Linked DNA regions of Homo sapiens: all the other regions are linked to region 2. Evidence: chromatin contacts called from ENCODE Hi-C or POLR2A ChIA-PET data. All regions are on one chromosome and are shown on one strand. Each heading gives the region's core, a stretch centred on a gene start or an enhancer-like site at or near the end of the contact. The rest is flanking DNA. Distances are from core to core; before and after follow the strand shown. Region 1 overlaps LINC01993 (long intergenic non-protein coding RNA 1993). Region 2 overlaps SEPTIN9 (septin 9). Region 3 holds the start of PGS1 (phosphatidylglycerophosphate synthase 1). Region 4 holds the start of SYNGR2 (synaptogyrin 2). Region 5 holds the start of METTL23 (methyltransferase 23, arginine). Region 6 overlaps TMEM235 (transmembrane protein 235).

Region 1 (5,110 bases), core at 525-3,024, 800 kb before region 2:
AAAAATAAATAAATAAATAAAAAGTAATTAAAGAAACAATAAGACCTAGGAGAAAGTGACCTTCAAACCTTCACACTATTTTGATCGTGCACCCTTACCAACAAAAATGATATATGCATAGTTATTTTTAGATTACAAGTTTCCATGACCGCATGAATACATTACTTGCATTATAAAACATTCACGAAAGATAGGCATTTAAAAAGAGCGAGATTTAAATGCTAAGTATAACATTCTCCTCCCTGCCCCAGGGGGGTCATCCTGCATATCCCATTCTAGAGGCCAATGTCAGCAGGACAGCCCTCCCTTCCCCAGCTAGGATGGAGCCCCTCCCCTATGATCCATCCCCCAGCCTCAAGTTCCAACCTTCCTTCTTCCCAAAGACCCCTGCAAACTCTGCCACTATGAAGACCATACTTTTCCTCGTTTCCTGATCCCAGATGTTTTTTTTTTTTTTTTTTTTTGAGACAGAGTCTCGCTCTGTCACCCAGGCTGGAGTGCAGTGGTGAGATCTCGGCTCACTGCAAGCTCTGCCTCCCGGGTTCACGCCATTCTCCTGCCTCAGCCTTCTGAGTAGCTGGGACTACAGGCGCCTGCCACCACGCCCGGCTAATTTTTTGTATTTTTAGTAGAGACAGGGTTTCACCATGTTAGCCAGGGTGGTCTCGAACTCCTGACCTCAAGTGATCCGCCTGCCTCGGCCTCCCAAAGTGCTGGAATTACAGGTGTGAGCCACCATGCCGGGTCTGTCTCAGTTGTTCTATCATCAGCTGGGGAGCCATGCCTGGGGTGCCCAGGGTGCCTCTAACAAGGGCCATCTCTCATCCTCTGCAGGGCCAGCCTGGGAGAGAAATTCATCTGGCTTATGGCACAGGGACAGAAGCAGGCCGGCTGAGGACAAGGTAACAGAAGGGCTAGGGCTTTTAGAAGACAAAGCTTCCTTCACGGATGCAGAAGGAGAATGCTGTTTCTCTGCGCTGGGCAACCTGGGTTTGAATCCCATCTCTGGGATAAGTGTGCAGGGCGCACAGCAGGTGTTCGGCACACAGAGCCCTTACTGAAGATACTGCTCAACAAGGCAGGGTCTGCCTGGCGCTGGCTTCAGGCCCTTGGCAGGGGCTGGGCAGCCACTCTTGCCCATGCCCTGGTGGCCCCGAGATGCCAGCACTCCTCTGGGTGGTTGGGGAACCCACCCAGGGTGGAGGAGGTGGGCAAGGCCTGGGATTCCACATCTCCAGGGCAGCAGACCCCACGGTCTCCAGGGATCTTGTCTGTGCCCAAACTCCTGAGACTTCCCTGTCCTTTCCCACAAGGGCCCTGGCTCTGGTGGCTGCAGAAGTGGGAGGAGGGGATGTGGGGGAGTCTGGGGAAGGCCACCTTCCATGACGCTCTGCCAAGCCAGGAGGAGCGAAGGAATAACCTGGTCCCCGTGCTGGACCCTGGACTCCAGGAAGCAGAGCCCACAGCCGGCTCAGCCTTGGGTCCCCTGCCTCTGTGGAGCTGGCCCTACCCCAGATGGCCACTGTGCCTGAGGCCCGGCATCTGACCCTCTGTCCTCCCTGCCGAGGGGCCAGAACAGAGGCCCCGGCAACAGGCAAGGCGCAGTGCACGGAGCTGACCCCGTGCCTCGGTCCAGGCCTAGCAACAGGAAGTGAGAGGCCAATGCCGGTAAACGAGATCCGAAAGATTAGAGGCCTCGCTGCCGCCCCAAGTTAGAGGACAAGTTCCTGGAAGGAGGAGGAAGCTGCCGCAGTAAATAACGCCAGACCCCAGCGTCCCAGCTGTCAGCAGCCAGTGCGGCCGCAGGCTGGTAGGCCCAGGAGGGAGCAGGTGGGGGCAGAAGGCACAAGGGGGTGCCCTGGTCTCAGCCCAAGCTGGGGACACCTGGAAGGCAGTAGAGGGGTTCCTGAGGGTCCCCCCAGCCCAATCCCTAAGTCCCCATTCCCCTGTCCACACACACCACAGCTTGCAACCGTATCTAAAGACAGAAGCGGGGCCGGGTGCAGCGGCTCACACCTGTCATCCCAGCACTTTGAAAGGCCAAGGCGGGTGGATTACTTGAGAGCAGGAGTTCAAGACCAGCCTGGCCAACATGGTGAAATCCCCTCTCTATTAAACACAAAAATTAGCTGCGTGTGGTGGTCGGTGCCTGTAATCTCAGCTACTGGGGAGGCTGAGGCAGAGAATCGCTTGAACCTGGGAGGTGGAGGTTGCAGTGAGCTGAGATCGCACCACTGTACTCCAGCCTGGGCAACAGAGCATGACTCCATCTCAAAAAAAAAAAAAAAAAAAAAGAAGAAGAAAAAGAAAGAAAAGAAAAAGAAAAGCCAGCCAGCTGCAGTGGCTCATGCCTGTAATCCCAGCACTTTGGGAGGCCAAGTTGGGAGGACTGCTTGAGGACAAGAGTTTGAGACCAGCCTGGACAACATAGCAAGACCTCATGTCTGCAAATAAAATAAAATAGCCAGGCATGGTGGTATGTCCCTGCTACTCTGGAGGCTGAGGCCGGAGGACTGCTTGAGCCCAGGAGGTTGAGGCTACAGTGAGCTATGATCATACCACTGCACTCCAACCTGAGCAAAAGAGTCAGACCTTGTCTCAAACAATAACAACAAAAAAAGACAAACCACAGCACGGGGGAAATTTTTTTTTTTTTTTTTTTTTTTGACAGAGTCTCACTCTGTCACCCAGGCTGGAGTGCAGTAGCTCGATGTCAGCTCACTGCAGCCTCCACCTCCTGGGTTCAAGCAATTCTCCTGCCTCAGCCTCCCCAGTAGCTGGGATTACAGGCATGTGCCACCACGCCTGGCTAATTTCTGTATTTTGAGTAGAGACAGGGTTTCACCACGTTGGCCAGGCTGGTATCGAACTCCTGACCTCCAGTGATCCCCGTCCCTTGGCCTCCCAAAGTGCTGGGATTATAGGCGAGAGCCACCGCAGCTGTACTGTGGGGAAATTTTTTTTTTTTTTTTTTTGAGATGGAGTCTCGCACTGTTGCCCGGGCTGGAGCGCAATGGCTCGATCTCTGCTCACTGCAACCTCTGACTCTTGGGTTCATGTGATTCTCCTGCCTCAGTCTCCCAAGTAGCTGGGATTACAGGCACATACCACCATACCCAGATAATCTTTTGTATTTTTGGTAGATATGGGGTTTCACTATGTTGACCAGACTGGTCTCGAACTGCTGACCTTGTGATCCGCCCGCCTTGGACTCTCAAAGTGCTGGGATTGAAGGCATGAGCCACTGCACCCAGCCCTGGGGTGAAATCTTTGCAACGCACAGAACCCGCAAGGATCAGTATGCTTGCACATACCAACCAGCCTGACCAGTCAATGAGAAAAGACCAGAACATGCTCTTCACAAAGAGGAATTCAAACGGCTAAAACATAAGAAAAGGGGCTGGGCGCGGTGGCTCACGCCTGTAATCCCAGCACTTTGGGAGGCCAAGACGGGTGTATCACGAGGTCAGGAGATCGAGACCATCCTGGCTAACACGGTGAAACCCCGTCTCTACTAAAAATACAAGAAAAATTAGCCGGGCATGGTGGCGGGCGCCTGTGGTCCCAGCTACTCGGGAGGCTGAGGCAGGAGAATGGTGTGAACTTGGGAGGCGGAGCTTGCAGTGAGCCGAGATCGCGCCACTGCACTCCAGCCTGGGCGATAGAGCGAGACTCCGTCTCAAAAAATAAATAAATAAATAAATAAATAATAAAAGGTACTCTCCTTTAGCAGTTAACAGAAAGAGCAGGGCCCAGTGTGGTGGCTCATGCCTATAATCCCAGCACCTTGGGAGGCTGATGGGGGTGGATTGCTTAAGCCCAGGAGTTCAGGCTGCAATGAGCTATGATTGCACCACTGCACTGCAGCCTGGGTGACAGAGCAAGACTCAGTTTCTTCAAAAAAAAAAAAAAAAAAAAAAAAGAGGCCAGGCACGGTGGCTCATGCCTGTAATCCCACCACTTTGGAAGGCCGAGGCAGGCAGATCACCTGAGGTCAAGAGTTCAAGACCAGCCTGGCTAACATGGTGAAACCCCCATCTACTAAAAATACAAAAATTAACCAGGCGTGGTGGTGGGCACCTGTAATCCCAGCTACTCGGGAGGCTGAGGCAGGAGAATCGCTTGAACCCGGGAGACAGAGGTTGCAGTGAGCCGAGATTGCGTCACTGCACTCCAGCCTGGGTGACAGAGTGAGATTCCATCAAAGAAAAAAAAAAAAAAAAGATCAGATTAAAATTGCCAGGAGATATCACCACATATCACAAGGACAGCTAAGATGAAGAAGTCTGATAACACTAGTGTTACCGAGATGGAGAAGTGTGGGAAAGTGGGGGAGGAGGGCATTTCCAGCACTTTGGGAAAGGATTTGGCACACCTAGTAAAGCTGCAGATGAGAGACCCCAGAATCAGCAGCCCCACCGCCAGGCGTCCGCCCTCCCGAAGCAGGCACCTGTGCCCCAGCAGACAGGAATAAGAATGCCCACCAGCACCACCGTACATGGCCAGTCTGGAAACAAAATCCCAAATGTCCCTAAACAGGTAGAATGGAGAAATAAACTATGCTCTAGGGACCCAGTGGAAAAGTACCTGGCAGCAGAGAATAAATGACAGCCACAGCACGGGTGACTCTTGCAAACAGCCTAATGAAGCCAGACATAAAAGGAGACACCCTGATTCGACTTCTGTAAAGTTCACACACAGGCCACACTCAACACTCAACTGCTATTAAGGGATACATCTACGGTGGCAAAATCATAAAGAAAAGCAAGTCCTGGTCATAAAAGTCAGGCCAGGCCAGGCCTGGTGGCTCACATCTGTGATCCCAGAGATTTGGGAGGCAGAGGTGGGAGGACCGCTTGAGTCCAGGAGTTCGAAACCAGCCTGGGTAACATAGTTAGACTCCATCTCAAATCTGTCTATCTATCATCTATCTATCTATCTATCTATGTGTGTGTGTATATATATGTGTATATATATGTATACATATATGTGTATGTATATGTATATGTGTATATATATATGAAGAAGAATGTCAGGGCAGCAGTAACTTCTGCAGAGGGAAGGGTTGTAAATAGGAAGGAAGCTTCTGGAATCCTGGCCATGGTCTATT
Region 2 (4,932 bases), core at 531-3,030:
AGAGCTAGCATCTTCTGAGACACCAGCAGAAGGTCAGACGTCTCGCGGCCCAAGGATGACTTGGTCCCAGCGTCTATCCATCTGCCGTCCTGCATGAAAAGCCTGACGTGACATGGCCGGCCCCAGCGGAAGAGTGATTCGGGAACCGGCAGAGCGGATTTAGTAACTGGCAAACTGGATTTAGTAACTGAGACACTGCCAGGGGCTTGGTAGAAGTCCTCTAATGTACCAGACCCAGCCCTGACCCCCACAGAGCCCAGCCGAGCACTAAAAGGTGCAGAGGCCGAGCTGAGCACCAGGGGAACACTGACCCCAGGGCTGACCGGTGCTGTGCGTGCACTCTACAGTTTACAGACGGCTCACATTTACTCGATCGCATCTGACCCTCTCCTGCGAGGCCTTCCTCAGATTCTCCGTTCCCTAAAGTCATCAGTTGTGCCTTCTGAAATCAGAGCAAAGTAATAAAACTGCAGTAATAGCGTGTTCTTATGAACGCTGTGATGTTAGCTGGTTAAATGAGGGAGCCCCCAGGGTCTCCCACACTGCCCCGACCCTGTGTGCCTTCTGGTCCTGGCCTACCCTCCACACCTCCTGCTTCTCTTCTTTCTCCTCCTCCCGAGGACCCAGGGCCTGGGGTTGACCTACTGTGGGACTCCAACGGTGACCTCCTGGAAGAAATGCCCGCTTCTTCCTTCCACCCAGTAGTGACCCCTGGCTCGCTCACGCTCACGCAGCTAACACAGGCAGCAGCCGGAACCTGGAAGCTCCTGGGGTGGGAGCCTGTCCCCTCCCAGGCCCTTCCAGCCCGAACTCCGGGAAGGAGCTACATTCATATGGTAATTTCTCCCAAGGCTGGGAGGGGGAAGGGGCCTGGCCCGGGCCTGACCACTTTCCTGAGGCTGCGCCCACTGGGCCCTCCAAGCCAGCTGGGCTCCTCGGCTGCATCTCTGAGGGATGGTAACAGACTACAGTGCAAACTGCCTACCGGCTGGCTGGGCAGTGGGTGCCCAGATGCGGGCCAGGGCCTTCGCTTTACAGGCTGTGTGGTGGTTTAAAGTGGGCACTTTCATGGGCACACATTTGTGTTACAGTTTACTCGTGTGTGTGTGTGTGTGTGTGTGTGTGTGTGTGTGTGTGTGTGTGTGTGTGTGACAGTCCAGAAACATGGTAACTTATAGCTTCCCCAAGACGTTGGCCCTGGGAGACCTGCCCACCTGGGGGCCCCAGCACTTCCAGCCTCCCCCAGGAAGGTCTTGTCTCCCTTGGTTTGAAGTTGGCCCCAGGGAAGAATCCTCTCAGAAAAATAAAAGTCACTTCCCCCAGCCTCAGCCCAGCCTCCTTCCAGGGGTGAGTTACACCAAACTCACCCTCTCCCTCCCCTCCCACTTCCTCTCTCACGCTGCAACTAGCTGCAAGTGGCTCACCCACCCAGGCCTGCCAGTCTACCACAGAAAAGACACTCGAACTTTGCATTTCCCCTTTCTGACTTGTTCTGGGCTCCAACAGGCAAAGGAAACTGGAAGTCAGCAGCCAGGACCCAGCTGCAGGCCCCCGGGGTCACTCTGCGTCCCCACCCCAGCCCCACCCATCCCTGCGTTGATTCAATGTCCATTCATCCTAGTTCATGGAGCGAGGCCTGGACTCAAGATAAAACAAAGGGGGCTTTGGCCTCCTGGGGCTCACAGTGCCCGGTGCCGGCGAGACAACCTCAGAGCACAGCACAGAGAAATGGCTGCGACACGGACTCGCAGCACCTGGCTGGCCAAGCACAGCAATGCACCCCCACCAGGCCTGGGTCCCTCAGCAGACACATGGCTTAAAGGCTGGTTGGCTAAACCACATGATCTTGCAATTACCCAAGAGAAATGAAAACATGTTCACACAAAAACCTGTAGACCAGCACTCACTGCAGAATTCTTCACAACAGAATTATGCCAAAAAGCAGAAACAACCCAAATGTCCATCAGCAGATGAAGAGATACACAGTGTGGTCTATCCACGATGGAATATTATTCGGCCATGAAAAAGAATGAAGCACCAGCACCTGCTACAATGTGGATGAGCCTTGAAAATATTCTACCAAGTGAAAGGAGCCAGACACCAAGGCCACATACTGTACGATTCCACTTATACAAACTATCTAGAACAGGTGAATTCATAGAGACGAAGGCAGATGAGCGGTGGCTAGGGGCTGAGAGCCCGGAGTTGGGAATGGGGATTGGCTAATGGGGGCAGGGTCTCTTTTGGGGATGATGAAATGTGCTGGGATTAATGGCGATGGCTGTGTAACTGTGATGGTTAATTTCCTGTGTCAGCCGGGCGCAGTGGCTCATGCCTGTAATCCCAGCACTTTGGGAGGCTGAGGCGGGTGGATCACGAGGTCAGGAGATTGAGACCACGGTGAAACCCCATCTCTACTAAAAATACAAAAAAAAAAATTAGCCGGGTGTGGTGGTGGGCACCTGTAGTCCCAGCTACTCGGGAGGCTGAGGCAGGAGAATGGCGTGAACCTGGGAGGCGAAGCTTGCAGTGAGCCAAGATCGCGCCACTGCACTCCAGCCTGGGCGACAGAGCGAGACTCCGTCTCAAAAAAAAAAAAAAAAATTTCTGTGTCAACTGGACTGGGCTATGGGGCACCTAGGTAACCGGTCAAACATTATTCTGAGTGTGTCTGTGAAGGTGTTTTTGGATGAGTTTAATATTTAACCCTTTTACCTTTTAGAAAGTTCAGCTCACTGCCAGCACTCACTTAATTTTACATAAACACGCTCTTTGAGGCTGAAGCAAATCTGACTGGATGCTCTGTGTGAAAATTAAATATAAAAACTGGCCAGGCGTGGTGGCTCACGCCTGTAATCCCAGCGCTTTGGGAAGCCGACATGGGCCAATTATTTGAGGTCAGGGGTTCGAGACTAGCCTGGTCAACCTGGTGAAACACCGTCTCTACTAAAAATACAAAAAATTAGCCACGTGTGGTGGCAGGCACCTTGTAATCCCAGCTAAACTCAGGAGGCTAAGACTGGAGAATCACTTGAACCCAGGAGGCAGAGGTTGCAGTAAGCCGAGATCGTGCCACTGCACTCCAGCCTGGGCAACAGAGAGAGTCCGTCTCAAAAAACAAAAAAATTAAAAAGAAAAAAAATTTTTTAAATTGTTCCTGCAGTTATTTCTAAGCAAAACAACAGAGTCATCTGAGTCGTCTATTCTGGAAAAATCAGATTCATCAAATGAATCTTCAGCCAACAACTGATCAAGAACAATGTTAACATCACTTGTAGGAATGCTGTGTTCTCTAGGATTTGACATTTTCAGCGATCGAGAATTACTATTTTTTTTTAAATTTTATTTATTTATTTATTTTTTGAGATGGAATCTTGCTCTGTCGTCCAGGCTGGAATGCAATGGCGCGATCTCGGCTCACTGCAACCTCTGCCTCCCGGGTTCAAGCAATTCTCCGGCCTCGGCCTCCCAAGTAGCTGGGATTACAGGTGCCTACCACCACGCCTGGCTAATTTTTGTATTTTTAGTAGAGATGGGATTTCACCATGTTGGCCAGGCTGGTCTCCAACTCCTGGCCTCAGGTGATCAGCCTGCCTCAGCTTTCCCAAGTGCTAGGATTACAGGCATGAGCCACCACACCCAGCTGAGAATTACCATTTTTTTTTAAAGGAAATACCACTACTAAAAATGGAATGCTATAAACAGAATGATGTCTTTTGTTTCCAAAGTCGATATACTAGAGTGATGTGAAAATAATAATAAAAGCAAGATACTTCCCGGCAAATTTATCTTGGGGTGAACGCTGCAGCCACAAGCACTGCTGGTGAGTATTCTCGGGGCAAACAGGAAAAGGGTGCAATCAGGAGCCTGGGTAAAGCAGACTGTGTGCTCTGATGGGGGTGGGCCTCACCCGATCAGTTGAAGGCAACAGGGCTTGGAACGCACACTCCAAGATACAGTGCCTTGGCATAGTAAATATTTTCAGCTGAAGGAATTTAAGAAATGGCAGGTCCAAGAAGAACTCACTGACCTGCCCCTTCTCTGAAGTAGATCATAAGCCCCTCACGTAAGAGGTGCCCTCCCTACACCCAGCGGAAAGGAACAGCCTCATCTCCAGAGACAGAGGATCTGAGAGGGGCCCCAGTACACAGGTCTTGCCGAGACCCCCACGGGCTCACTGTTCAGCTCATCTTTTGTTGCTCTGTCACAGTTTCCCACGACTTTCCACTCTTCATCAAACCCAGCATAAAAACGCTCAGGCCTAGGCTAGGCACAGCAGCTCACACCTACAATCCCAGCACTTTGGAAGGCCAAGGTGGCCAGATCACTTGAGGTCAGGAGTTGAAGAACAGCCTGGCCAACATGGTAAAACCCCATCCCTACTAAAAATACAAAAATCAGCCGGGTGTGGTGGCACACGCCTGTAGTCGCAGCTACTTGGGAGGCTGAGGCATGAGAATGGCTTGAACCCAGGAGACAGAGGTTGCAGTGAGCAGAGATCATGCCACTGCACTCCAGCCTGGGCAAAAGACAAGCAAAAGAAATAAACAAAAAAACTGCTCAAAACAAGCAACAAACAAATTTAAAAAACAAGCAAAACAAATAAAAACTGTTCAGGCCTAGGCCGGGCACAGTGGCTCACACCTGTAACCCCAGCACTTTGGGAGGCCAAGGCAGGAGGATTGCTCGAGCCCAGGAGTTTGAGACCAGCCCGGGCAACATAGTGGGACCCTGTCTCTACAAAAAATAAAAAATTAGCCAGGCGGGGTGGCACATGCCTGTAGTCCCAGCTACTTGGGAGTCTGAGCTGGGACTTAAGAGTGGGTTCAGAGCAGCTCCCGGGGCCGGCAGCTGGGCCCCAGCTTGAGCCCAGGAAGTCAAGGCTGCAGTGAGCCGTGATCGGGCCACTGCTCTCCAGCCTGGACGTGCGAC
Region 3 (5,090 bases), core at 374-2,873, 910 kb before region 2:
GTACAGATAGAAAATCTAACACAATGCAACCTCAACTAAAGGAAGCAGTTCTAAGATTTTTTTTTTTAAAGATCAAGTGTAAGACTCAATTAAGAAACCTATTTGCAGCCGGGCACGGTGGCTCACGCCTGTAATCCCAGCACTTTGGGAGGCCGAGGCAGGTGGATCAACTGAGGCTGGGAGTTAGAGACCAGCCTGACCAACATGGAAAAACCCTGTCTCTACTAAAAATACAAAATTAGCCGGGTGTGGTGGCTTATGTCTGTAATCCCAGCTACTCGGGAGGCTGAGGCAGGAGAATCGCTTGAACCTGGAAGGTGGAGATTGAGGTGAGCCAAGATTGCGCCATTGCACTCCAGTCTGGGCAACGAGTGAAACTCCGTCTCAAAAAAAAAAGAAAAGAAAAGAAAACTATTTGCACACAAGAGAATTTTTTTTTTTTGAAACAGAGTTTTGCTCTTGTTGCCTAGGCTGGAGTGCAATGAGGCAATCTTGGCTCACTGCAAACTCCACCTCCTGGGTTCAAGCGATTCTCCTGCCTCAGGGTCAGCCTCCCAAGTAGCTGGGATTACAGCCATGCACCACCATGCCCAGCTAATTTTGTATTTTTAGTAGAGACGGTTTCACCATGTTGGTCAGGCTGGTCTTAAACTCCTGACCTCAGGTGATCCACCTGCCTCGGCCTCCCAAAGTGCTGGAATTACAGGCGTGAGCCACCACACCCGGCCAAGAATTATTTATCCCCTTTTTTTTAATATTAGCAAGCCTCAGGTCAGCATGTTCTTGGCAAATGTTTATTTTAAAAGACCACTGCCTGAACAAATTGCTCCAAAGCCTACTTCATCATTTACATAACTTCAGTACTTTTCCAGAACACAGGCCCTTTGAAATGTGTAAAAAGTGTTTCGAGTGGCTCCTCTTCCCATGCCTGAGTGTTACTAAGGATTGCTTCACAGCTTTTTCTGGCAGGATGTGAGAAACGCTCTATACACAAAATCCCAGCAACGGTGATTCACTCACAGCCAGGCTTACCTAAGGAAAAGACCCCTCTGAACTCTCCGACACTCACATCCTGGGGCCGAAACCATGATATAAACAGCCTCTGGAGCTTGACCGAAGCTCCCTGAACGCACACACAGTCCCTCTTTTAACGTGTAAGTGCACGGTGGCCGGGGCTCGCCAACAAGCACGGTGTAGACGGGGAGCAAGGACTGGCCGGGCTGCGCAGGAGGCCCGCCGGCTGGACCCGGCCGATAATGGAGCACGAGCCGCCCACCCTCCCTCAAGAAGGCCAGTGAAGAAGCACATAGGTCAGGCGCCGAGCCCCGGGAGGCAGAAATGGGCCCGGAAACCGGGGAGGGACTCGCTGCGGATGCCCAGGACGCTGGGGCCGGGAGTTTGAGCGCCGGGGGGCCGGGCTGCAGCCGCGAGGGCTGCACTCTCATCCCGGCCGCCCCTCTCACCTCCTGCGCTGGCGGTCCCGGTTCCTGCCGAGGCGGTCGGACAGGCGTCCCAGGAGCGCGGCCAGCCCTGGGCGGCCAGGCAGGAGGCCCAGCAGTCGCCTCCAGAACACGGGTCCCGCCGCAGCTGCCGCCGCCACCGCCATGGAGACTCGCCGCTTCCGCTTCCGCTCCCGGCGGGCGCGAACTTTATTGACAAAGGCGAGCGCGGACACGGCTCAGGCGCGCAGGCGCGGAACCCCTGGCTCGGGGAGGGCGGCGCTGCACCGCCCCCAAGCCTCAGTTTCCCCTCTGGGGGACACAGGCGAGGAACAGTGGTCGCGCCGCAGGAGGGGGTCGGAAGCCGGCCCGTTAAATCCGTAAGGGCGCCAGGTGGCCTGCATTCCTGCAGTCACTCGTCACAGGTCGCGGAGGAAAGGATGCGGCGCAGGGGCTCTAGCACCGTCACGCTTGGCTCCAACTCACCAGCTGTCAAAAAAGCTTTTGTTTGTTTGTTTTGAGACAGAGTCTCGGTCTGTGTCCCAGGCTGGAGTGCAGTGGCGCGATCTTGGCGCATTGCAGCCTCGACCTCCCGGCCTCAGGGGATCCTCTCAAAGTGCTGGGACCACTCCCAAAGTGCTGGGACCACCAAAGTGCGTGTGCCACCATGCCCGGCTAATTCTTTACTTTTTTGTCGAGATGGGGGTCTCACTACGTTGCCCAGGCCGGTCTCGAGCTCCTGGGCTCAAGAGATCATCCAGCCTCAGCCTCCCAAAGTGTTGCCATTACAGACATGAGCCACCGAGCCTGACCACTGGCTGTCAAGATTGACTCCTCGGCCGGCGCAGTGGCTCACGCCTGTAATCCCTGCACTCTGGGAGGCAGAGGCGGGTGGATCACCTGAAGTCAGGAGTTCGAGACCAGCCTGGCCAACCTGATGAAACCCCGTCTCTACTAAAAATGCAAAAAATTAGCTGGGCGCAGTGGCCCATGCCTGTAATCCCAAACTACTCAGGAGGCTGAGGCAGGATAATCGCTTGAACCCAGGAGGTGGAGGTTGCAGTGAGCCAAGATCGAACCACTGTACTCCAGCCTGGGCAACAAGAGCAAAACTCCGTCAAAAAAAAAAAAAAAAAAAAAAAAAAAGGACTTCTCACTGATAAGTGAGGGAATTACTGTTTGAGGCTCTAATTGATAGGGTGTTCTTTAGACTTGTACAACACCCCTAAGGTGTTAAACTTGAACAAAGTCTGTTCTTGTACAAAGTCTTGTAACCTGGTTAACGCTGACTCACTAAGGTGCACAGAACCACGGAAAATCCCCACCAGACTGAGAGAGGAATCATTTTTCACCCTGTTAGCCCCAGAGGCTGCAGCTCCATGGCACAGAACAGCCTAAGCAAATCTGTGTGAGATGAACAGTCTTCCACCCTCCTGATATGCCCAAGTACACAGATATCACTGGCCCCTGGCAACACACAGTTCTATGCCCAAAAAGCTGACGGAGCACATCCTCATACACCAAGAACACTTTTTTTTTTTTTTTTTTTTTGAGGCAGGGTTTCACTCTTGTCACCCAGGCTGGAGTGCAATGGCGCAATCTTGGCTCACTGCAACCTCTGCCTCCTGGGATCAAGAGATTTTCCTGTCTCAGCCTCCGGAATAGCTGGGATTACAGGCGTGCGCCACCACGCCTGGCTAATTTTTGTATTTTTAGTAGAGACAGGGTTTCACCGTGTTGGCCAGGCTGGTCTCAAACTCCTGACCTCAAGTGATCCACCCAACTCGGCCTTCCAAAGTGCTGGGATTACAGGCGTGAGCCACCGCGCCCGGCCCAAGAACACTTTTTGCAGCTAATTTTAAAATGGAAAACTTTGTGGCATTCTGAAAGGCAGGAGAGGTGATCTCTGATCTGTAATATGCAGCTCCCTGGCTGACCCACATAGGCTGGGACCTGGAAACTGGAAAAGCTGTAGGACATAATCATAGTCTGCCGTGTTGTGAGGTTAAAATGATATGGACACGTGGGCCGGGCGCAGTGGCTCACACCTGTAATCCCAGCACTTTGGGAGGCCGAGGCGGGCGGATCATCTGAGGTCGGGAGTTCGAGACCAGCCTCACCAACATGGAGAAACCCTGTCTCTACTAAAAATACAAAATTAGACGGGCATGGTGGCACATGCCTGTAATCCTAGCTACTCAGGAAGGCTGAGGCAGGAGAATCGCTTGAACCCGGGAGGCGGAGGTTGCAGTGAGTCGAGATCGCGCCATTGCACTCCAGCCTGGGCAACAAGAGCGAAACTCAGTCTCAAAAAAAAAAGATATGGACACACTGAAAAAAACACTCCAAAGTCCACTTCCACAGATTATGCAGGGAAATCAACTACACATTCCCACAAGAATGTTCATCTCAGCCTTGTTCATGATATCGGAAGTGTGGAAGCAAATCTTCAGGGTAGGGGGGTTGGTTAAATAATGATACATCGGTATGTTGGAAGACCACACAATCATAAAAATAACATGTTCTGGAAGAATATTTAATGACATTAAGTGTAAAAGCCAAATTACCAAGGAGTAGCGTAGAGACCATCTCATTTCATTAAAGGAGAGGAAGAAAGAGGAAATGCGTGTATGTACACAGAAAGACTGAAAGTAAATACCCCCAAATGTTAATGTTGGTTATTTGGTGCCATTAAGGAGTTTCCAAATTGTTGACAATCAACAAGTATTTCAGATTGGCTTAAAGTTTTCTTTTGCGTTTAGATAGCTTTACTAATACTACATGGAATTTGATTCAACCCTTCCAAGTTAGAAATGGTGAATCATCAAATTTCCTAACTTCCAGTAACTAGAATGAGGCCATCCATTGCATGGTTCCACTTTTGCACTGTTCCTGGCCCACGGTTGTTGCAGAGTAAACACTTGCTGTATGGCTACACCGTCATGCTCAGCGGTGAGCGCCACATGGGCTATGGGAGCCTGGTTATCATCCTAGAAGGAGCTGGCAGCTTTTCTGCATGGGTGCTTTGCTGTGCGAGGTACTGAGACAAACAGCCATGGTACAGGCTCACTGGGAATTCCCAACCTTAAAGAAATGCTAGCAACAGACAGCAATATTGATAGCATGGTAAGTCACACTAATAAGTATTTACCCTAAGGATAACATCAAGGAATGACCCAGTCCCTTCTGAAACCACACATCGAGAGCCTCTGGCCTTCATGGCTAGTTTAAAACAGACAGAGCTATCACCAGAGTGAGGCAACCACGACTTTGCTGGGGACACATACATTTTGAGGTTGCAAAAATGTTAAATAATGGTTTTCAGAGATTGTGCAATTTTTAAATGATTCCATTTACAGGATGACAGCACATGCATTGTTCGTGTCAGGAGGTCTCATCTGGGCTAGTTACTGAAAACAAGTAGAGGAGATAAGACCCTCCCAGACAACAAAGGTGACCCAGAGAGCCTGCCTGGGAGCACTCAGGGTGTCCCAAAGCTGCGTGGCCGGCTCTCAATCTGGGTCAGACACTACTGCTGTGGATGGGGTTTCTGGATGCCCATCTCAATGACTGCGGGCGAGAAGACATCTGTCCTCTGAGTCCCCCTCGCCCTCCTGCCCTCACCCACTGCCTTCTCGTTAGTCGCACTCG
Region 4 (4,943 bases), core at 439-2,938, 700 kb before region 2:
GGGAATGGGCAGGGACCTCCTAGGCAGGGGCTGCTCCTGCCCCATCGGCCTGCTGCAGGAATCATTCTGCTTAGGTACCTGATGGATGAAGGGCAGTCCTTCCATCCCCAGCCCAACCTCACCTTGAAAGAGGTTTAACCAAGACAGGCCAAGTCACAAAGACTACCCATCCCCCGTCACCTTCAGCCCAAGTCACTTCTACAGCACCCAGCCTCTGCCTGAACACCTTGGTGAAGGTGGACAGGCCCTCTTGGGAAGGCCATGCTGGCGCCCCTGTGTCTTCACCTCCTGGAACCCCTGGAACCCTCCCTGGTTCAGCCTGGCCAGCTGTCTCCACACAAGGACTTGCAGCCTCTGTGGCATCCTGGTCCCTCCCAGTCTGTCTCCCACCCCACAGAGGGCCCTGCATGCACAGGGCACTACAAGGGGACTAACTCAGGCCTGTGGATACAGCTCTGAACTCAGACACCTGGAGGACCCAGGGTGGATGTAGGGGAGCTCCAGCCCCTTGGGAAGAGCCCCATACCACCTCCCTAAACTTGAAGGCCACCACCCACGCCTGCTCCACCTCAGCAGGTGTGGGACAGGTCTGTGAGCATCAGGATCCCTCTGGGATGGCCCCAGGACTCTCCCCTGCCAGTCCTGCCCTGTTGTCCCAGGGAGCTCTCCATAGGGCTCTGGAGCTGGCAGTCACAGGCCCCGCCCCCAGATGGAGATGAAGCCGGATCTCCGGGATGATGGGAGCAGGGTGCCCATCCAGGACTCCTGGCACTGCCATCCCGACCCACTGGGCACCTGATTCTTGGACACAGCCCAGGACAGAGGCGATCAGATCCCACAGCCTGGCTGGGAGCTGGTGTGGGCGCCCTGGAGGACCTCAGAAGCTCCAGGCCCAGGCATGGTCTGGGCACAGCAGGCCCACCTCTGCCTGCCCCCTCATGCCACCCCCTCCAGCTTTCAGGGCTGGCTGTCCAAGAACAGGCCCCCTCCCCGCCACACACACACACACACAAAACCTGGTTTTGGAGGTATTGCCCACCTTACAGGGAGGGGGTACATCTTGGGGTCCCTCAACTTCGGGTGGGAAGGCGGACCCGTGGCCTGCCCCGAGTGGGAAGGACACCCTGTTTCCGGGCGTTGGGTCGCCCCCCGCCCCCTCCCTTACCCCACGTGGCTTCGGAAAACCCCGTCCCGGTGAACTCCCCAATCTGGGAGTCGCGGCGTGCGGGCCACCTGTCCGGGAGCCGCCCCCAAACTCCTCCCACTGCCAGCGAGGCAGGGGCCCGCTCCCTGCGGAGATCCGGACACCCCGCGTCGGGGCGCGAGGCTGGGGGTGGGGTGGGTGGCGGGACCCGGGACCGGGAGGGGACAGCGGGACAGACTGTGGAGGGCGGGAAGGCGGGGCCCGGGACGCTGGACGCCGGCCCCGCTCGCCGCCAGGCCCCGGACGCGGCCGCCGCCACCTGTCGCGCTCGTGGGCTAGGGGCCCCGCCGGGCCTGGCGACGGAGAGGGGGTCCCCAGGGTGCCCTCGGCCCGCCCTCCCCGGGCTCACCAAGCACACGGCGCGCGCCACCACCTGCGGCTGCGTCAGGAAGCGCCGCAGGTCGAAGGAGCCGCCCGCCTTGGCCGCGCCGTAGGCCCCGCTCTCCATGTCGCCGTCGCCGCCGCTGCCGCCGCCGCGGAACGCAGAGGAACCTGCCCGGCGCCCCGCCCGACTCCACCCGCCGGGGGCGTGGCCAGGCGCCGCTAGGGACCGAGGGCAAAGTGCGGCCCTCGCGAGCGGCGGGCGAGCCGCGGGACTGCGCTTCTAGAGGCGGGGAGGGGCTGTGGCCGCGGAGCACCCGGGTCCACCCCACCTCGGGGTTGAGGGGCTAGTCTCCGGGCCACGCCGGCCGCAGCACGGACCAGAAAGGGTCAGAGAGTCCCCCGGGAAGACGGACGAACTGAGGACCGCTCACCCTCTTTGCCCCTGCCCTCCCACCGCCTCCTCTAGGAAGCCCACCACCTACCAAGAACCCACCCAGGCTCATAAGCAACCCCTCCCCCATCCCACTGAAAAACCCAGGCCACACCCTGGAGCCCCTCCCTGCCTGGCCTGCCACTCTTTCCTCCTCTCTGGGGCTAAGCCTGGGGTAGGGTCAAAGACCCCCTCCCCATTCCTCCTGGTCTGGGCAGAGCCCCAAGGCTGTGAAGGGCAGTGTGGCGTCACACTTAAGATGGTGTGCAAGGCCGGGAGCGGTGGCTCACACCTGTAATCCCAGCACTTTGGGAGGCCGAGGCGGTTGGATCACCTGAGGTCAGGAGTTCGAGACCAGCCTGACCAACATGGAGAAACCCCGTCTCTACTAAAAATACAAAAATTAGCCTGGTGTGGTGGTGCATGCCTGTAATCCCAGCTACTCGGGAGGCTGAGGCAGGAGAATCGCTTGAACCTGGGAGGTGGAGGTTGCGGTGAGCCGAGATTGTGCCATTGCACTCCAGCCTGGGCAACAAGAGCAAAACTCTGTGTCAAAAAAAAAAAAAAAAAAAAAAAAAAAGATGGTGTGCAAGGCCGGGCGCAGTGGCTCACACCTGTAATCCCAGCACTTTGGGAGGCCGAGGCGGTTGGATCACCTGAGGTCAGGAGTTTGAGACCAGCCTGGCCAACATGGTGAAACCCCGTCTCTACTAAAAATACAACAACAACAAAAAAATTAGCTGGGCGTTGTGGTAAGCGCCTGTAATCCCAGCTACTTGGGAGGCTGAGGCAGGATAATTGCTTGAAACCGGTAGGCAGAGGTGGCCGTGTGCTGAGATCGAGCCACTACACCCCAGCCTGGGCAACAGAGCAAGAGTCCATCTCAAAACAAACAAAACAAACAAACAAACAAACAAACAAACAAAACCAAAAACGAAAGTTAGCGAGGCGTGGTGGCAGCTACTAGCAGTCCCAGCTATTCCAGAGGCTGAGGTGGGAGAATTGTCTGAGCCCAGGAGGCGGAGTTTGCAGTGAACCAAGATCACGCCTTTGCACCCCAGCCTGGGTGACAGAGTAAGACCACATATCGGCCGGGCGTGGTGGCTCACGCCTGTAATTCCAGCACTTTGGGAGGCTGAAGCAGGCGGATCACGAGGTCAGGAGATCGAGAACACCCTGGCCAACATGGTGAAACCCCGTCTCCACTAAAAATACAAAAATTAGCTGGGCATGGTGGCGCGTGCCTGTAGTCCCAGCTACTTGGCAGGCTGAGGCAGGAGAATCGCTTGAACCCGGGAGGCGGAGGTTGCAGTGAGCCGAGATTGCACCATTGCGACAGAGCGAGACTCCATCTCAAAAAAAAAAAAAAAGAAAAGACCACATATAAAAAAATATATATATGGCATGCAAACAGAAATGAAGTTTTCAGGGCGACAGGCAGATGGCAAAGTTTAATCCAGTTCCAGTTCAGCCCCCTCTCGCCTCCGTCCCTCTCTACCTCCATCCCAAGAAAAACCGGTACAGAGGGTCTGGTGCAGGGTAGGCTGGGGCAGGCTCTGTGTGTGTTGGAGTGGGGAGCGGAGGTTGTACAGACAGAGGTGTGGGATCACAGGCTGACTGAACCCGGAAGAATTCCAGACCCCCCTTTGCTAGTTGCAGGTGCAGATTAACAACAGCAGGTGTGCCAGGTGGGGCTCACAGTCAACCCAGGTGAGCTGGACCACGTGAGAGTTGAACCATAGGACTGGGCCACCAGGAGGTGGGGTGCCTCTCCAGGGAAGAGGGGAGCAGGTGGGGGGGAGGGGCTGGGCCTTTTCGCAGTGTGCCCCCCTCCCTCTCCCTACACCCAGAGAGATGTGACAGCACCTGAGAGGCGAGGACAGGGCCACACAGACCCCCTTATTTCTGTGACCCTCCTGAAGCCCTCACACCAACAGTGTCTGTGTTTGCTGAAGGCCACCAGCACTCCAAGAATCCCAGCTGGCAGGCTTTTTTCTTTTTTTTAAATAAATGTTTTTGTGTATATTTAAGGTAGACAACCTGATATGATGGGATTCATATAGATAATATAGATAGCACAAAGGTTCCTATAGCGAAGCAAGTTAACATATCCACCATCTCTCATAGTTACCCTTTTTTTTTTTTTTTTTTTTTTGTGGCAAGAGCAGCTAAAACACACTCATTTTGCATGAACTCCAAATACGAACAGTGCACGCTGATGGCCTGCAGTCCTCTGCCGTGCTTGGCTCTCTGGACGGTTCATTCTACATGGCTGCTGCTTTGCGTCCTCTGACCTCCCCATTCCCTATCCTGAACCCCCCAAACTCCTCTTCACTCAGACGGCGGGTGCTCCTGTAGAGCGGCAAGGCAAGGATGGGGCTCTCCAGGGGACCCTGCCAGTCCTCCATCTTCTGGTCACCACCTTGACAAAGCAGTGGAGACTCAAGTCAGGCAGGCTCACCTCCCAGCCATCCCCTCCCGAGGCGTCTGAGAGTGTTCGTTTGTTTTGAGACGGAGTTTTGCTCTTTTTGTCCAGGCTGGAGTGCAATGGCACGATCTCGGCTCACTGCAACCTCCACCTCCTGGGTTCAAGTGATTCTCCTGCCTCAGTCTCCCGAGTAGCTGGGACTACAGGTGCGCACCACCACGCCCGGCTAATTTTGTATTTTTAGTAGAGACGGGGTTTCTTCATGTTGGCCAGGCTGGTCTCGAACTCCTGACCTCAGGTGATTCGCCTGCCTCAGCCTCCCAAAGTGCTGAGATTCCAGGCATGAGCCACTGTGCCCGGCCTGCCTCTGGGAGTTTTATGGTGCCAAGCACATCAGTGCCCCAGCAGAAGAGACATGAGGCTTACTCACCCCACTAAATGAAGGCTGTACCCCATTTTACAGAAGGAAAAACTGAGGCTCGGCGAGGTGACATGGCTCACCCACGAGTCTGGCTTCTGGAAAGAACAGACTTGGTAGAAGTGAGATGGGAAAGTGC
Region 5 (4,569 bases), core at 93-2,592, 740 kb after region 2:
CACAGCAGCCTCGACCTCTCGGGCTCAAGCAATCCTCCCACCTCACCCTCCGGAGTAGCTGGGGCTACAGGCACAAGCCACGATGCCTAATTTTTCTACTTTTTGTAGAGACGTAGTATCACTATATTGCCCAGGCTGGTCTGGAACTCCTGGTCCCAAGCGATCCTCCCGCCTCCGCCTCCCATTTAACTTCTCTAAAGCTGTTTCTTTAGCATGGGACATGCCTCACAGGCTGGTGTTAAAACCAAATGAAATACTGCAAAGTGAAAGTGCTTTGAAAAACCGAAGACAGGCAGGGCATGGTGGCTCACTCCTGCAATCCCAGCACTTAGGCAGGCGGGAGGATCACTTGAATCCGGGAGTTGGAGGTTGCAGTGAGCTGTGATCGCGCCACTGCGCTCCAGCCTGGGCGCCAGAGCGAGACAGTGTCTCAAAAAAAAGAAAAGAAAAAGAATTATTATTGAGAGTTTTGTTGTAGCTGTGAGCTTAGAGGAAGAAGCGAGGTCCAACCCAAGAAACACTTTGGGCACCAAATAAAACTGGAAACCCTGATCCCAAAACTCACACAAAAGTGAGAGATAAGGATGAATCAAGAAACCCTTGGACAAGATCAAAAGAAGCATTAGAGGTCAGTCAAGAATGTCACTTTCCTGGCAGGAAAGATTCGATGTGGAGAAAGCCGGCCCGGCGCAGTGGCTCATGCCTGTAATCCTAGCACTTTGGGAGGCCGAGGCAGGAGGATCACTTAAGCTTACAGTTCGAGACCAGCCTGACCAACATAGTGACCAGGGTCACTTCTTGGCAGGGTCTCCAAAATTCTTACTGAGAGACATTTAATGCACCGAAGGGCTTCATATCCGACGTTTTTGCTCCGGGGGTCAACCTAAAGCAGGAAGCTGCGCAGCTGAGCGTCCGCACCCCCGGTCCCTCAGGAACCCAGCCAAGTCAGCCGACATCCGCTCCTGACCTCAGGCGCCTCCTGGCGGGTGCTGCTGCACGCACCTGCGGGACGTGGACCTCCAGGACAGCCCCGTCGGCCCCCGGACCCGGCTCCTCCGAGAATCGAAAGCGCTGGGCCCGGACCCCCTGTCCTCGGAAATCGTGCTCGCCCAGTAGGGCGTCGTTGGGCCCCGGGCGGGCGGGGGACCGCGGAAGGCTCCGGGCTGCCAGACTGCGCGAGCGGGAAGCCGCGGGCCACGTGGCCGTAGCACCTGACGGCAAGAAGGGGAAAGCCCAGATCTGGTGATAACCCTGCCGCGCTGCGAGCGAAGAAAGCCCGGAGCAAGGCGAAAGAGACTCACACGCGCAGAACTGGCAACGGGCGGCTGGCGCGACCGGAAGTGATGGGCACAGCGGCAGCGCGGGAGGGGAGGGGCGGGGCGGGGCGGGGCGGTGACGCAGCCGACGTGACCTTCCCAACATGGCGGAGGCCCGCCGTATGTGAAGGAGTACCCCAGGGGAGCCAAAGCCAATGGAAAACCGCGAGAGGCGTCGGGGCGGGGAAGACGGCGGCCGCTTGCCCAACCCGAGGCTCGGGAGGTGGCTGGGGAGTGAATTTTCTGGAAGGCGACTTTAAAGGCGCCGGGACTGAGCGAAGGGCGTTTGGGTACTGCCGTCGCCGCCGCCCAGGCCGGGGAGGGGTGCGTTAGTGTCAGGAAGCGGGCTGCGCCGAGGTCGTAGCGGAACCAGCTGGCGACCCCGCAGAATGAACCACAAGAGCAAGAAGCGCATCCGCGAGGCCAAGCGGAGTGCGCGGCCGGAGCTCAAGGACTCGCTGGATTGGACCCGGCACAACTACTACGAGAGCTTCTCGCTGAGCCCGGCGGCCGTGGCGGTGAGCGGGTCGGGCGGGGGTGGCCAGGCCGGGCATCGGCACCTCCAGCCGCTACGCACCTTTCTCTGGGCCCGAGGCTGCCCTCGCCCCGAGCGCCCGGGACCTCGTAGAGGCTCACCCGCACCCCGCGGAGTTTGGGGTCCCCGAGGCGCGGATTCCGGGGCGGGTCTGCTTCCTCCCGTGCTGTGGCCGCCCGTCTGCTCTGGCGGACGACGGGAGTCCCACGCCTGTGGCGCTCTCAACTAGAAGGCCCGTCGTCCCTGACTCCTTTGGGCGGCGGGTCCCCTAGGGGACCTGGCTGTCAAGGCTCATGGGGGGTGGCTCTAGGAACGACGTGGCCTCACGCACGCGCCCTGCCCCCACCCCGGAGGAGCCAGACGAGAGTCAACTTCCTTCGGTTTGTCATTACCAGTTGGCCTTGGGGACACCCTTATCTGCCACTGGACTTTTTTTTTTTTTTTAACTGGACAGGTCTTTTTTAATTCCCTCAGGATAACGTGGAAAGGGCAGATGCTTTACAGCTGTCTGTGGAAGAATTTGTGGAGCGGTATGAAAGACCTTACAAGCCCGTGGTTTTGTTGAATGCGCAAGAGGGCTGGTCTGCGCAGGAGAAATGGACTCTGGAGCGCCTAAAAAGGAAATATCGGAACCAGAAGTTCAAGTGTGGTGAGGATAACGATGGCTACTCAGTGAAGATGAAGATGAAATACTACATCGAGTACATGGAGAGCACTCGAGATGATAGTCCCCTTTACATCTTTGACAGCAGCTATGGTGAACACCCTAAAAGAAGGAAACTTTTGGAAGACTACAAGGTGCCAAAGTTTTTCACTGATGACCTTTTCCAGTATGCTGGGGAGAAGCGCAGGCCCCCTTACAGGTAAAGTATTCTGCAGCTAAGTGGTTAAAATCCTTTTCTTTTTTTTTTTTTTTTTTTTTTGAGACAGAGCGTCACTCTTGTAGCCCAGGCTGCAGTGCCGTGGTGCGATCTCGGCTCACAGCAACCTCCATCTCCCGAGTTCAAGCGCTTCTCCTGCCTCAGCCTCCTGTAACTGGGATTACAGGCATGCGCCACCACACCCAGCTAATTTTGTATTTTTAGTAGAGACGGGGTTTCACCATGTTGGTCAGGCTGGTCTCGAACTCCCGACTTCAGGTGATCTGCCCGCCTCGGCCTCCCAAAGTGCTGCGATTGCAGGTGTGAGCCACCGCGCCCGGCCTGTGGTTAAAATCTTATCTACAACAGCATTTGCTCGCTGAGTTCAGTTGCTAATCTTTTTTGGAAACAGTGAGTACTCCCTCGGCTGTACATTGAACTCATTTAGGGGGCTCCTGAGGCCTGCCTGGGCCCTACTGGGGAGACTGATTTAATTCGGGTGATGCCTGCGCATCAGAATTTCTGAAAGCTCTTCAGGTGACTTGAATGTGCAGCTATGGTTGAAGCACTGATCTCTAAGGGAGGTTTTAATAAAGTCCAGCAATAAACCACATTAGTGATTTTTCTTTTTTTTTCTTTTTTTTTTCTTCATTGAGATGGAGTCTCCCTCTGTCGTCCAAGCTGGAGTGCAGTGGCGCAATCTCAGCTCACTGCAGCCTCCGCCTCCCGGGTTCAAGCAATCCTCCTGTCTCAGCCTCCTGAGTAGCTGGGATTACAGGTGCCCACCACCACACCCGGCTAATTTTTGTATTTTCAGTAGAGATGGGGTTTCACCGTATTGGTCAGGCTGGTCTTGAACTCCTGACCTCAGGTGATGCACCCACCTCTGCCTCCCAAAGTGCTGGGATTACAGGCGTGAGCTACCGCCCCAGCTGATTTTTCTTATTTTGTTAGGAATCAGTCCATGAACAATGCACCCAGTGTTTCTGTGTACCAGAATTTATATAATCTCTGAAATAAAGATGACATATCACATAAAATTAAAACCTGGCCAGGTGCGGTGGCTCAAGCCTGTTATTCCAGCACTTTGGGAGGCCGAGGCAGGTGATCACTTGAGGCCAGGAGTTCGAGACCAGCCTAGGCAACATGGTGAAACCCTGTCTCTACTAAAAATACAAAAATTAGCCAGGCGTGGTGGTGTGCGTCGGTAATCCCAGCTACTCAGGAGGCTAAGGCAGGAGAATCACATGAACCTGGGGAAGCAGAGGTTACTGTCAGCCAAGATCACGCCACTGCATTCCAGCCTGGGTGATAGAGCAAGACTCTCAAAGAAAAACTAAAAACTTATTGTTTTGTGTGGTATGTGTGTAAGTAAATTACACTTCACATCTTGGATATCTCCATTCTGTAGGTGGTTTGTGATGGGGCCACCACGCTCCGGAACTGGGATTCACATCGACCCTCTGGGAACCAGTGCCTGGAATGCCTTAGTTCAGGGCCACAAGCGCTGGTGCCTGTTTCCTACCAGCACTCCCAGGGAACTCATCAAAGTGACCCGAGACGAAGGAGGGAACCAGCAAGACGAAGCTATTACCTGGTTTAATGTTATTTATCCCCGGACACAGCTTCCAACCTGGCCACCTGAATTCAAACCCCTGGAAATCTTACAAAAACCAGGAGAGACTGTCTTTGTACCAGGTATAGATGAACTGGAAGAAAGTACATTCTTTGCCGGGCGCGGTGGTTCATGCCTGTAATCCCAGCACTTTGGGAGGCTGAGGCGGGCAGATCACGAGGTCAGGAGATCGAGACCATCCTTGCTAACACGGTGAAACCCCGTCTCTACTAAAAATACAAA
Region 6 (4,817 bases), core at 1,300-3,799, 780 kb before region 2:
GAGGTCAGGAGTTTGAGACCAGCCTGGCCAATATAGCAAACCCCATCTCTACTAAAAATACAAAAAAGTATCCAGGCCTGGTGGTGCGTGCCTGTAATCCCAGCTACTCAGGGGGCTGAAGCAGAAGAAGTGCTTGAACCCAGGAGGCAGAGGTTGCAGTGAGCCGAGATCCCGCCACTGCACTTCAGCCTGGGCAAGAGAGTGAGACTCCATCTCAAAAAAAAAAAAAAAAAAAGAAGAAGAAGAAGAAAATAAAAATTACCTGTATTTTTATCATCTAAGAATAACTATTAATATTTTTGTCTATTTCATTCTGGATATGTATATATGTATATAAATCTCTGCGTGTGTGTGTGTGTGTGTGTGTGTGTGTGTGTGTGTGTGTGTGTATTAAAGAGGGGAGGTATACAGTCAGATCAGTGCTTTAGAAAGCCCTTAATAGGAATCCCAGAAGGAGGATTGTTTAGAATGGTAAAGTAGAGACTTTAGCTTAAGATTGTTAACTTTGAGACCCCAAGAAGAGGTGGTTAAGAAGCTGCCAGGAATGTAAGCACAGAGCTCAGGAGGGGGCCTGGACTAGAGGAAGAGCTATGAGAAACCACAGCATGGGCTGGGTGTGGTGGGTCATGCCTATAATCCCAGCACTTAGGGAGGCTGAGGTGGGTGGATCACCTGAGATCAGGAATTCAAGACCAGCCTGACCAACATGGAGAAACCCCATCTCTACTAAAAATACAAAATTAGCCGGGCGTGGTGGCACATACCTGTAATCCCAGCTACTCGGGAGGCTGAGGCAGGAGAATCACTTGAACCTGGGAGGCAGAGGTTGCAGTGACCTGAGATCACACCATTGCACTCCAGCCTGGGCACCAGAGAAGAGTGAAACTCCGTCTCAAGAAAGAAATGAAAGAAAGAAAAGGAAGGAAGGGAGGGAGGGAGGGGACGGTGGAAATCTTGGACTGCAGTGAGTGTAAGGGGAGAAGAGTCCACGTGGCAGGCAAAGGGGAGTTTCCCTCTGTCCCTCCATCTCTTAGAAGAATCCAGATCCATACTGTGGAAGATCCGTATACAGGAGTTCCCAGGGCCCCAGAACTGCTGTCCTGTGCTGGAGAAGGTGGTAACTCAGAGAATCAAAAGAAAGCCAGCAACTCGCATGCCTGTAATCCCAGCATTTTGGGAGGCCGAGGCAGGTGGATCACCTGAGGTCAGGAGTTCAAGACCAGCCTGGCCAACATGGAGAAACCCCCATCTGTACTAAAAGCACAAAAATCAGCAGGGCATGGTGGCAGGTGCCTGTAATCCCAGCTACTCAGGAGGCTGAGGCAGGAGAATCGCTTGAACCCGGGAAGCGGAGGTTGCGGTGAGCCGATATCACGCCATTGCACTCCAGCCTGGGTGACAAGAGCAAGACTCCGTCTCAAAAAAAAAAAAAAAAAGAAGGAAGCCAGTAACTCTAAGCCCCTGTAATTCCGTGTCTCCCTTACTGCCCTGTCTGGGGCAAGCACCAGCAAAAGTGCATTATATTGGTTATCCATTGCTGCATAACAAATGACCCCAAAACATACTGCCTTAAAGCAACAATCATTATTTCCCATAGCACTGTGGGTTAGGAATTGGAGAGTGAGCCGGGTGTGGTGGCTCACGCACACCTGTAGTCAATCCCAGCACTTTGGAACGCCGGGGCAGGTGGACTGCTTGAGCCCAGAAGTTTGAGACCAGCCTGGCCAACATGGTGCAACTCCGTCTCTACAAACACAAAAAGTAGCCAGGTGGCTGGATGTGGTGGCTCACGTCTGTAATCCCAGCACTTTAGGAGGCCGAGGCATGGGGTATCGCCTGAGGTCAGAAGTTGGAGATCAGCCTGGCCAACATGGTAAAACCCCATCTCTACTAAAAATACAAAAATCAGCCAGGCACGGTAGCACGCATCTGTAATCCCAGCTACTTGGGAGGCTGAGGCAGGAGAATCGCTTGAACTCGGGAGGCAGAGGTTGCAGTGAGCCAAGATCGCACCACTGCACTCCAGACTGGGCGACAGAGCAAAAACTCTGTCTCAAAAAAAACCAAAACCAAACAAACAAAAAAAGTAACCAGGCCTGGTGACTCACACCTGTGGTCCCAGCTACTCGAGAGGCTGAGGTGGGAGGATCACTTGAGCCCAGAAGGGCCATGCCTCAGTGAGCCGAGATGGAGCCACTGCTCTCCAGCCTAGGTGACAGAGTGAGACCCTGTCTCAAAAAAAAAGCGGGGGAGAGGCGGAATTTGGGAGTGGCTTACAGCTGGAAAGTTCTGGTTTGGAGTTTCTCACGAGGTTGCCGTCAAGACATCAGTGAGAACTGCATTATCTGAATAATCCTCTCGCAGGTGGTGTCCTCACACAGCTGACACGCTGCTGCTGCTGTTGGCGGAGGCCTCAGTCCTGTCCATGTGAGCATCTCCTCAGGGCTTCCTGAGTGTCTTCACAGTCTGATGACTTGCTTCCCCTAGGGTGAGCAGTCTGAGACCGAGGCAGAAGCTGCCTTTTTATGACCCCCTCACACGCTGGTACTTCCTACTTGACACCCAAGTCAGCGCTGACTCAGTGTGGTAAGGCCTACAGAGGCGTGAGCACCAGGAGATGAGGACAGATGGGGGCTCTCTTGCGGGCTGCCTACTGCATTTATAAATGCTGGTTGGGCATAGGGCCTGAGCTGATGAGAGGCCCCTGTCCTCACAGAGGTCAGGCCCCTGGCAGGGGCACCTACCAGGTGGTGCAGATAAACATGCCCGAGTGGGATGCCAGTGGGCCCAGGACCTGGCGGAGCTGGGCCATCCCTGGAGAAGGGGCTTTGCTGTGGCGAGAGGAGCAAGCGCCTTCGATGCTGGGGGAAGGGCCTCTGAGTCAGGGCTTGTTTCTGGCACGTGCACACGCTTGCTCACACACACACAGAACACCTCTGGATGGACAGACGTGCGCACAGCTGGTGACAGTGTTTACTCGCCTTTGTGCTATTTGTGGCACAAGGGCACGTGTTACCTATTTTGAAAAATTCTAAGAAAAAATTGAAGAAAGAGGCCCACGTGGGCCAGTGGATCCCACCGTGGGAACCACCATTGCAAGCGGTTTTGGTGCACAGGCTCTCTCCTCTTGCTGTAAACGACGCAGCACCATTTGAGCCTGATGTCATGTTGTCTATTCTGGGTGACCTTGAACCATGCACTGTCTCTTCCCTGGGAGGCACTCATCCGCCTCTTAATCACAGCTGCAAAGCCTGACACTCAGAGAACCATGAACACAGACAGAACCCTTGGGCCAATCACTGTGGAGACTAGCCAGAGAGTGAGGGAGTTAACTGGCCATTCAGAGGGTAAGGAACACTGACTGGCCAATCAGAGAGTGTGGGGCATCAACTGGCCAGAGTGGAGTCAACTAGCCAATCAGAGGGTGAGGGATGTGGCTGGCCAGTCAGAGTGAAGGAGTTGACTAGCCAATCAGAGCGTGAGGGAGTCCACTAACCAACCAGAGGGTGAGGGATGTGGCTGGCCAATGAGAGAGTGAAGAAGTTACCTGGCCTGGCTAAGTTCCACACGCCCCAGAACACGTGGAGGCAAGGTGGGCAGCTCTGTTCTGGAAGGGAAGGGTCAAGCAGCACACCCTCCCCACCACACACACTCTCCGGGAACGCTGGTGGTCCCAGCAGCCCCTCCCCGGTGTGTCTTCCCCAGTGTCCTATCCCCAGAGCCCAAGCACATCTGCCGTGAGAGGCCTGAAGTTAGGCTCACATCCCTGGCTTCCCAGCAAACCCCCAGGAGAAGCCTCATCAGCAGAAGTTGGGGGCCAGGAGGAGGAGAGGAAGAGTCCGCCACACCTTTCCTCCCAAGCTGAGAGGACATGCCCACGAAGCCAGCCCCCGTTTCCAAAACGGAGACCCAGGCCCCCCTCCCCACTCCCTGTGCTGATCTGGGAATAAGAAGTAGGCTTGTATGTCTACAGATGACTTCACAGTGGACACACACACACGTGCACACACGCTCTCAGAACACCTCTGGATGGACAGACAGACACGCGCACAGCTGGTGACAGTGTTTGCTCACGTTTGTACTGTTTATGACAGACAGGCATGTGTTACCTATTTTGAAAAGTTCTAAGAAAAATAAAAGGCTTATACTGCACACAGCACAAGTGATTTACTTAAGGACAAATTGGCACAATGGTCCCACATGGAATGGTAAACGTTCAAACACCAGGAGGAAGAGGAGGCCCTGCTCACCCCCCAGATTTGTCCTCACTGGGCCCCACCAAAACTGTGCCACCCCCTCAAGCCCCCAGGAGCTTCCTTAACCTTTGAATCAATAAAGAGACCTAGGGGTGGGGCAGGGTGGAGGAAGATCAAGCTACAAGAGGCTGCCACCTTCCCCAGCACACCTCTCAAGACCTCTCAAGACTCGGGAAGGGCCCCCAAACCCCAAACGGGGCCGTTTAGTGCTTCCACGTGTTGTACAGGCCCTGGGAACCCTTCTCCTGCAGCCACCTCAACTGTCCATCTGCATAACGGTGGGCGTGCCCCAGCCTTTGTGGCCCAAGGGGACTCAAGTGTGTGCTGGCCATCCCTCTTCTCACCTGTCTCACCCTGGGACCAGCAGTGGGCCTGCGGGCCTGGGCCTGCAAACTGAGCCCCTCCCAACCTGGGGTTCTGCCCTGTGTTTAACAAGCCTGCATCCCAAACTCCAGGCCCAGCCCTGCGCCACCCTAGGCAGCCCTGGCCCCTGTGGTCAAGAAGCACCCTCAGCCAGGCCCCCTTTGAGGCAGGCAAGGAGTGGCCCCAAACTCCTCCACC

What was found. A loop is a pair of places that touch in the nucleus more often than their neighbours do. ChIA-PET counts read pairs that join two places held with the same protein, here RNA polymerase II (POLR2A). Pooled maps may share reads with other maps.
Region 1: POLR2A ChIA-PET joins it to region 2 with 16 read pairs in A673. The contact joins two enhancer-like sites. A Hi-C loop is called at or near these places in 1 of 168 maps with a recorded cell type or tissue (naive thymus-derived CD4-positive, alpha-beta T cell) and 3 of 50 pooled maps. POLR2A ChIA-PET finds 5 or more read pairs at or near these places in 1 of 52 experiments (A673).
Region 3: a pooled map shows a loop between it and region 2 (4-fold over the local background). The contact joins the promoter of PGS1 here to the enhancer-like site in region 2. A Hi-C loop is called at or near these places in 2 of 37 single-sample maps with no recorded cell type and 8 of 50 pooled maps. POLR2A ChIA-PET finds 5 or more read pairs at or near these places in 1 of 52 experiments (activated CD4-positive, alpha-beta T cell).
Region 4: a pooled map shows a loop between it and region 2 (2.3-fold over the local background). The contact joins the promoter of SYNGR2 here to the enhancer-like site in region 2. A Hi-C loop is called at or near these places in 2 of 168 maps with a recorded cell type or tissue (GM12878 and GM20431), 8 of 37 single-sample maps with no recorded cell type and 2 of 50 pooled maps. POLR2A ChIA-PET finds 5 or more read pairs at or near these places in 4 of 52 experiments (B cell, activated B cell, activated CD8-positive, alpha-beta memory T cell and 1 more).
Region 5: a loop to region 2 is called in a map with no recorded cell type, with 4 times the contacts of the local background. The contact joins the promoter of METTL23 here to the enhancer-like site in region 2. A Hi-C loop is called at or near these places in 1 of 168 maps with a recorded cell type or tissue (CD8-positive, alpha-beta T cell), 9 of 37 single-sample maps with no recorded cell type and 11 of 50 pooled maps. POLR2A ChIA-PET finds 5 or more read pairs at or near these places in 5 of 52 experiments (MCF 10A, activated B cell, activated CD4-positive, alpha-beta T cell and 2 more).
Region 6: a loop to region 2 is called in a pooled map, with 2.1 times the contacts of the local background. The contact joins two enhancer-like sites. A Hi-C loop is called at or near these places in 1 of 168 maps with a recorded cell type or tissue (naive thymus-derived CD4-positive, alpha-beta T cell) and 3 of 50 pooled maps. POLR2A ChIA-PET finds 5 or more read pairs at or near these places in 1 of 52 experiments (HepG2).

The regions. Positions count from the first base shown.
Region 1 is chr17:78,259,947-78,265,056 of GRCh38, reverse strand. It overlaps LINC01993 (long intergenic non-protein coding RNA 1993), which reads left to right. Exons shown (of 7, transcript NR_073178.1): 6 at 835-1,810; 7 at 3,144-3,708. Among named protein-coding and RNA genes, the nearest start is that of LINC01993, 16 kb to the left of the region's middle. Within about 2 kb of position 1,774, at least 17 of the 41 ENCODE cell types and tissues checked have a DNase peak (open chromatin) inside an H3K27ac peak, as active enhancers do.
Region 2 is chr17:77,462,274-77,467,205 of GRCh38, reverse strand. All of the region lies in intron 3 of SEPTIN9 (septin 9), which reads right to left. Among named protein-coding and RNA genes, the nearest start is that of MIR4316, 68 kb to the right of the region's middle. RefSeq lists enhancers at 1-448, 449-1,200, 1,152-1,281, 1,882-1,941, 4,620-4,819. Within about 2 kb of position 1,780, at least 26 of the 41 ENCODE cell types and tissues checked have a DNase peak (open chromatin) inside an H3K27ac peak, as active enhancers do; they include B cell, CD8-positive, alpha-beta T cell and GM12878, where a contact is called at or near this core.
Region 3 is chr17:78,375,182-78,380,271 of GRCh38, reverse strand. PGS1 (phosphatidylglycerophosphate synthase 1) reads right to left here and starts at 1,623. Exons shown (of 10, transcript NM_024419.5): 1 at 1,464-1,623. The coding sequence starts at 1,606. RefSeq lists a silencer at 1,338-1,577 and an enhancer at 773-1,734.
Region 4 is chr17:78,165,326-78,170,268 of GRCh38, reverse strand. It overlaps SYNGR2 (synaptogyrin 2), which reads right to left and starts at 1,688. Exons shown (of 4, transcript NM_004710.7): 1 at 1,554-1,688. The coding sequence starts at 1,652. It overlaps C17orf99 (chromosome 17 open reading frame 99), which reads right to left. Exons shown (of 5, transcript NM_001163075.2): 5 at 3,972-4,380. The coding sequence ends at 4,223. RefSeq lists silencers at 1,226-1,385, 1,416-2,025.
Region 5 is chr17:76,723,612-76,728,180 of GRCh38, reverse strand. It overlaps METTL23 (methyltransferase 23, arginine), which reads right to left and starts at 1,342. Exons shown (of 5, transcript NM_001080510.5): 1 at 1,003-1,342. JMJD6 (jumonji domain containing 6, arginine demethylase and lysine hydroxylase) reads left to right here and starts at 1,575. Exons shown (of 6, transcript NM_015167.3): 1 at 1,575-1,834; 2 at 2,326-2,714; 3 at 4,123-4,409. The coding sequence starts at 1,706. RefSeq lists enhancers at 1-442, 1,073-1,702 and silencers at 962-1,411, 1,522-1,651.
Region 6 is chr17:78,240,228-78,245,044 of GRCh38, reverse strand. TMEM235 (transmembrane protein 235) reads right to left here. Exons shown (of 5, transcript NM_001395503.1): 5 at 4,058-4,817. Among named protein-coding and RNA genes, the nearest start is that of TMEM235, 11 kb to the right of the region's middle. RefSeq lists enhancers at 2,341-2,490, 2,501-2,630, 3,101-3,220 and a silencer at 3,381-3,430. Within about 2 kb of position 2,549, at least 4 of the 41 ENCODE cell types and tissues checked have a DNase peak (open chromatin) inside an H3K27ac peak, as active enhancers do.